Linked DNA regions of Homo sapiens: region 2 is linked to region 1. The links are chromatin contacts, found by Hi-C or POLR2A ChIA-PET in ENCODE. All regions are on one chromosome and are shown on one strand. Each heading gives the region's core, a stretch centred on a gene start or an enhancer-like site at or near the end of the contact. The rest is flanking DNA. Distances are from core to core; before and after follow the strand shown. Region 1 overlaps CCDC13 (coiled-coil domain containing 13). Region 2 overlaps ACKR2 (atypical chemokine receptor 2).

The links. Hi-C counts contacts between places; a loop is a spot of excess contacts on that map. ChIA-PET counts read pairs that join two places held with the same protein, here RNA polymerase II (POLR2A). Pooled maps may share reads with other maps.
Region 2: a map of PC-3 shows a loop between it and region 1 (11-fold over the local background). The contact joins two enhancer-like sites. A Hi-C loop is called at or near these places in 3 of 168 maps with a recorded cell type or tissue (MCF 10A, PC-3 and mammary epithelial cell), 2 of 37 single-sample maps with no recorded cell type and 7 of 50 pooled maps. POLR2A ChIA-PET finds 5 or more read pairs at or near these places in 5 of 52 experiments (HepG2, IMR-90, MCF 10A and 2 more).

The regions. Positions count from the first base shown.
Region 1 is chr3:42,742,699-42,746,205 of GRCh38, reverse strand. CCDC13 (coiled-coil domain containing 13) reads left to right here. Exons shown (of 16, transcript NM_144719.4): 7 at 179-283; 8 at 3,149-3,310. CCDC13-AS1 (CCDC13 antisense RNA 1) reads right to left here. Exons shown (of 4, transcript NR_046732.1): 3 at 3,140-3,280; 4 at 1,048-1,263. Among named protein-coding and RNA genes, the nearest start is that of CCDC13-AS1, 12 kb to the right of the region's middle. Within about 2 kb of position 1,770, at least 10 of the 41 ENCODE cell types and tissues checked have a DNase peak (open chromatin) inside an H3K27ac peak, as active enhancers do.
Region 2 is chr3:42,829,865-42,833,371 of GRCh38, reverse strand. All of the region lies in intron 2 of ACKR2 (atypical chemokine receptor 2), which reads right to left. Among named protein-coding and RNA genes, the nearest start is that of ACKR2, 22 kb to the right of the region's middle. Within about 2 kb of position 1,896, at least 3 of the 41 ENCODE cell types and tissues checked have a DNase peak (open chromatin) inside an H3K27ac peak, as active enhancers do.

The DNA of each region.
Region 1 (3,507 bases), core at 521-3,020:
TCCCAGGGAGAGCTGCCCTTGGGACATGGAAAACTGACCTTTGAGGGCTATGCTCTGAGATGGGAAGAAGATCGTGTAGGTGAAGACTGCTTCTGAATATGCTTCTAAATACGTAGCAGCATCAGGGTCTGGTGGAGCCCTCTCTTTTGGCCACATTGAAGGCCCTGCCTTATTTCAGGTTTTGGCCAGAGAGGTTGGGGAAGACATCAACGTTCAGCAGCTCCTATCTTCGCCAGGGACCTGGAGGGGTCGGGCTCAACAAATTCTTGTTTTGCAGAGCAAGGTGAGTGAGTCATCAGACTTCTCCTGGCCTGAACAAAGGATTTAAAACACCCCAGAAAGAGCTGCCCTGACCCCCTTAGAGACCTAAGCACACAGTACCCAAAAAAGGCCTTTAGGTCTCACAGTGCACTCGTGCGGGGTTGTTGTTTTACCTTCTCGCCAACCAGCCTGATTTTAATTTGTTATTTAATGAACAAGCTCTTATATAACACTTAGCACATGCCAGGCACTGGAGCTTAACAAATGCCAACGCCTTTGGTTTGATTTATTTTACTCCAGGCATCTTTTTTTTTTCTTAGTTTATGTAGATTTGCGTGACTGTTGTAATTGTAAGCTTTTTCCAGTTTTGTCCAGATGCTTGTAGTCTTTTGAAAGTTTAATTACCCAATAAAAATTTAGCCTTGTCTCCCTCTTTATTGTCTGAATATTTTGGAGCATACCAAAAGCAGCTAACAGCAGGGGCTCTGGAGCCACACTGCTCAGATTCAAATCCCAGCTCTCCACTCACCAGCTGTGTGACCTTAAGCAAGTTCCTTTAGCTCTGTGCCTCAGTTTCCTCATCTGTATAATGGGGATAATAACGATGCCTACCCCACAGGATTGTTGGGAGAATTGAGTCAATACTTGTAAAATGCTCAGCACAGGGCCTGGCATGGAGGAAGCACTGTATAAAAGTTAGGTGTGGTTCTTTTCCCTTTGTCCCTTCAAACTGAGAAACATGTGAGAAGGTGTATGACTTCCACCATTTGCCAAGCATATCACCCTTGTTCCCAGGGACTTCGAGGGTCACAGTGGCTTTTATCTTCAGTGTCTCCCATGGGATCCTTGAAGCCAATATAAAGGGGGAAAAACTCCAAGAAGCTAATAGATGATAGTGCATGGCCTTGGGGTTCAAGAGACCTGAGTTTACGTTTGGCCACCGGTCTGCCAACTCTGACCTTGGGCAAACCCCTTCATCTTCCTATGTCTTCATCTTCACACCTGTGAAATGGGGTAACATAAAATAACATTTGTAAAGCACCTAGGACAGTGCCTGACCATAATAAGCACAAAACAACTTACTTCTTATTGTCATTAAGTTACATGTCAAATTCTTTTTTTTTTTTTTTTTTTTTTTTTGAGACGGAGTCTCGCTCTATCACCCAGGCTGGAGTGCAGTGGTGCGATCTCGGCTCACTGCAAGCTCCGCCTCCCGGGTTCACGCCATTCTCCTGCCTCAGCCTCCTGAGTAGCTGAGACTACATTTGCCCGCCACCACGCCCGGCTAATTTTTTGTATTTTTAGTAGAGACGAGGTTTCACTGTGTTAGCCAGGATGGTCTCGATCTCCTGACCTCGTGATCCGCCCACCTCGGCTTGCCAAAGTGCTGGGATTACAGGCATGAGCCACCACGCCCGGCCCTGTATGTCAAATTCTTAAAGGTAACAGTATTCTTTAATGATTAAATGGAATTGCCTCACAGCGCCACACGAGGGCACTGGTGGGTGCCTTCAAAGCTGTGCTCCTGCCCTTTGCCAGGGAGCCTAGCGAATTGTGCTTCCTTTCCTGGCTCAAGTTTACCAACATTGTTTTGTCATTTGGTTGTGTTGATAGGGAAACCAGGGTCAGAAGGACCCTAGGAGTTGTCTGCTTCTACCCTAGCGTTATAAGGGTGATAAGGGCATTGTTCTGTGGGATGACATCTACCTGCCACTTGCTGAAGGCCCACATGTGCCAGGCTGTGTTGACAGCTTCACCTAGACCATCTTGGGATTTTGCAAAGTTACCTAATCCTAAAAATAACCTGTAGCATTTAAAATGCAGATTCCATGTCCCTTCCGCTAGAACTGTAGTTTGTTGATCTGGAGTAAGCACCAAGATTTCAGTCCAAGAAGAACCTCAGAGGATTCCCAGGCTCAGACAACTTCACAATACTGAATCCTCATAACAGTGTTACGCAGGGCAGTGTTACTCTTAGGCCCATCTTACAGATGAGGGAACTGAGATTCAGAGAGTTACCTGTGCGCAGTCACACAATCTGTGAGGCTTTGAGGCAGTCTGTTTCCAAACCCTGCCTTCCCCTCTTCAGTATCTCCTGTAAGTGACTGCCATCTTCCGAGAAGCCCACCCAGTCTTAGGTGGTCTGTCTGTTAGAAAGTTCCTCCTTGCCCAGCACTTTGGGAGGCTGAGGTGGGCAGATCTCTCGAGCCCAGGAGTTCAAGTTCAAGACCAGCCTGGGCAACATGGTGAAACCCCGTCTCTACCAAATTTTATATATATATATATTTATATTTATATATTTATGTGTGTGTGTGTATATGTGTATATATATATGTGTGTGTGTATATATATATATAAAATTATCCAGGCACAGTTGCCTGTGCCTGTGGTCCCAGCTGCTTAGGAGGCTGAGCTGGGAGGATTGCTTGAGCCCGGGAGGCAGAGGTTACAGTGAGCCATGATTGCACCACTGCACTCCAGTCGGGGCAACAGAGCAAGACCCTGTCTCTAAAATAAATAAATAAATAAATAAATAAATAAATAAATAAATAAATAAATATTCTTTCTTGAACTGAGACCTGCCATCCTATCCATCCCTGGTTCCTGGGGCCATAGGTCTGCTTTCCAGCCTCAAACAGCCCCTCAGAGATAGGGTGATTTTTCTCATTCACCATTTTTCTAAGCTGAACTTTCCTGGTGTCTTCCAATGTGTTGCTCAAGATGCCAGCTCAGATTGTCCCCCACCCCTAGTCCTCCTCAGATGGGGCTACCACAGCCATCTAGAGAGGTGGTTCCATCTTCAGTCTGTGGGGTCTCCTATCACACTTCTGAGTAGAAGAGGCTGGCAGAAGACCCATTGTGGAACGACGAGTTTTACCATCCTCAGGTTCAAGAGCTTGAGAAGCAATTGGGCCAGGCCCGGAGCCAGTCTGCGGGAACAGCCAGTGATGAGTTGTCTGTCTATCCAGACCCAAGGAAGCTGTCGGCACAGGAGAAAAACCTGCTGAGGATCCGCAGCCTGGAAAGGGAAAAACAGGAAGGCTTGGAGGTAACGCGTGCCTGAGGAGGTCAGCTGGGCATGTGGGAACGAGAGATCATGATGGTGCCTGCAAGGGCTCTGAGGCACATGTGGTCAGAAGTCTGAGCCACCCCTTCTAGGCAGGAGACACCTGGGGACCTGGGTCACCTCTGCATGTTCCTCATGTCCTGTCAAACCAACTTGAGCTGCCTGACTGGGACCTCACT
Region 2 (3,507 bases), core at 647-3,146, 87 kb before region 1:
TTAAAAAATAAAAAATAAAAATAAACAAAATATCTCATTGTTATGTTGATTACATCTTGAGATAATTTGTTTATATTTTGGGTTAAATAAATACATCATTCAAATTAATTTCACTTGTTTCTCTTTAGGGCTTTAATGTTGACTATTAGAAAATTTAAGGCTGGGCAACTTAGTGAGCCCTCATCTCTACAAAAAAATTTATAAATTAACCCAAGCACAGTAGCTCATGCCTGTAATCCCAGCACTTTGGGAGGCCAAGGCGGGCAGATCGCTTGAGCCCAGGAGTTCAAGACTAGCCTAGGCAATGTGGAGAAACCTCATCTCTACAAAAAACACAAAAATTAGCTGGGTGTGGTGGCACATGCCTGTAGTCCCAGCTACTCGGGAGGCTGAGGTGGGAGGATCACTTAAGCCCAGGAGGCAGAGGTTGTAGTGAGCTGAGATTGTGCCACTGTACTCCAGCCTGGGCAACAGAGTCAGACCCTATCTCAAAAAAATAAAAATAGAAAAATTAGCCAGGTGTGGTGGCATGTGCCTGTAGTCCCAGCTACTCAGGAGGCTAAGGTGGGAGAATCGCTTGAGCCTAGGAAGTTGAGGCTGCAGTGAGCCATGATCATGCCACTACACTCCAGCCTGGTCGACAGTGAGACTCTGTCTCAAAAAAAAAATTAAAATGACACATACGGATCATATGGTGGCTCACCTGTTTTTATTGGACAGCACTGGTCTAGAGTATTTCATTGCTGTGCGTTCCGTATGCGGTGATGGAGTGCCCTAATCTGATAGATGAACTGGTGCAGGTTTTTGCATTTTCTTAATTTGATAGCACTACATTTTCTTTTTCTTTTTCTTTCTTTTTTTTTTATTCTTTTTTTGAGACAGAGTATTGCTCTGTTGCCCAGTCACCCAGGCTGGAGTGCAGTGGCGCAATCTCAGCTCACTGCAACCTCTGCCTCCCCAGTTCAAGTGATTCTTATGCCTCAGCCTCCTGAGTAGCTGGGATTACAGGTGCCCACCACTATACCCAGCCAATTTTTGTATTTTTATTAGAGACAGGTCCTCACTGTGTTGGCCTAGCTGGTCTCAAATTCCTGGACTCAAGTGATCTGCCCACCTCAGCCTCCCAAAGTGCTGGGATTACAGGCATGAGCCACCACGCCTAGCCTGATGGCAATGAATTTCTAACAATTAAGGGTCATGACATCTTAAGAGATGGAGGCTTTCTGGTATTAGGCTGTTCTTGGTGCAGTTGCCACTAGAGGAAAGGGGAGGGTCATCTCTATCTTTCCAAAAATCTCAGTCTCCAAAGTTTTGTGTTTCATTTCACTACCATTAAACCATACAATGATTTAATACCAATTCTAAGTACAAAATTCATAGACATAATTTCTGGCTGAATAAATTGGTTCTGCCTCTTTAAATTTCTAGTGATATTAAGGCCCATGTATTTCCCTATGTTCACTTGATTTTGAAACTATCAAACCTTTCACCTACTAGTAATTGCATTTTTGGCATCATGGTCCATGAAAGGAGAGTCAGGAGACAGTAACCACAGTAAGTTGAACAGGGAAAGTTTAATATAAAGATGTATTGACTATTTGAAGAGAAGTAACTACTACAAGAGAATTGAAGAGAACTCTAAAGAACATCCTAGGCAGAGGGAGACTACTTACAAAAGTACTAATTTGGAAGAGAAGGGAGCCCTGCCCCAAAGCTAGGATGCAGACCTCCTTTGAGAGGGTGCGATTGCAGCTACTGGATGGCACAGATGTTCAACTGGGTTGCCCTAGATGGAGCTCATCCACACTCAGCAGCTGGGGCTAGCAGGCAGGAAACTATGGGTCAAAACTGGCAAGCAGCATCCTGGGCAACTGAAGCTGGAGGGCAAGAAACCACTGCCATTGGCCAATGAAATTAGCCCTCCAGCGCCCCCTGCTGATAAAGTTTAGCATCATGCCAGCTGGCAAAGAAGAAATGTTTTAACGTCACAAAGCAATGAAGGTTGGATTTGAAACAGGCAGGCATTAAGTGACAAAAGGTACACCTCCTTTAAAGGTGGGGGGTCTGCTGTTTTGCTCTTGGGATATTTTTAACAGGTCCATAAGAGACTTTTCACTGAAAAGAATTTTCCCAACATCACTAAGGAGGTTTTGCAACTTCTCCTAGGTGAGCGTGGCAGTCTCGGATTTCACCTTTTATTTTTTGTTTTTCAACCCATCTCGCACACTGATAGCCTTTTACTCTTTAAGCCTCGTCTTCTCACAAATCTCTGGCTCCATCTGGCCACGATGAGAGTTTCTGTTTTTCTTTTTCTTTTCTTCTCTTTTTTTTTATTTTTTTTGCCTGAAGTTTAATTTCAGAAAATTATAGTCCCAGGATCACTCTCAGAAAACCACAGGTTTTTAGTCATTTCTGGTACACCAATCCCAAATTATACAGAAAAAAGACCAAAATGTTTAAAATTAACTGACTTGGGGGAGGTTGGAGTTCCCTTCCTCATGCAGACCGGAGCATCCATAGAATGTCTATCTAGCCTAAGGGGATATAGAATGCACCTGATTTTGAGGGGTCTGGGAAGAGAGGGATAAAGAGAGGCCACACAGTCCAACCAACACCCCAGCAGATTCAGTTTCTGATGCTTGCCTGAAGCAACAAAGACTTTCTGAAAATAAAAAAAAAAAGAAAAGAAAAAAGGCAGAACTTACACCTCATCACCAGGAGACAAAGGCAGGGAGGGGGACTTGAAAGAAACACATTACAGGATTTCACCAGCGGGGAGCTTCTTGTGTCCTGCACTACACCTCTTCTCCTCTCAGAGTCACTATTGCTCCATATCTTGTTTTCAATATGCCAAATTTGGGGGAGGGGACAGACAAAATTTTAAAACAAGATTTTGCCACTTTTAGGGGTTGCATTACAGAATGAAGGAAGAGGAAAGAAGAGTTTATCAATCAAAGGCTGGGCGTGGTGGCTCATGCCTGTAATCCCAGCCCTTTGGGAGGCTGAGGCAGGGAGATAACTTGAGGCCAGGAGTTCAAGACCAACCTGACCAAGAGGGTGAAACCCCCATCTCTATTTTAAAAAAAAATTAAATAAATAAGAAGTGCTTATCAATCAGAGGCTAACGACCAGCATCCTCCAATTCCTTAGACATACTTCCTTTGATACAGGAATACTATCTAAGACCCCCTCTATGATTGCCACATGGTCATTGGAGGAGGAGAGGCCTTGGGACAGTTAGGCAGGAAAGAGGAAGCCTCATAACATTCAGGAAGAGAAATATGAACCCTGTTATAAGGGGTATTTGAAAGAGGGTATTGAAAACAAGTCCCAATATTTGTTTAGTAAATATTAGACATCTATGAAAGAATCACAATGTTTGTTAGTTCAGAGTTTAGGTTTTGGAATATGAGACCTGAAACTGGATTATGGGGGCTGATTTTCTTTTGAGAATAGGGTCATGTAGGATGACCTGCTGCCCCTAAACTCTTCTTGCCTCTACGCATG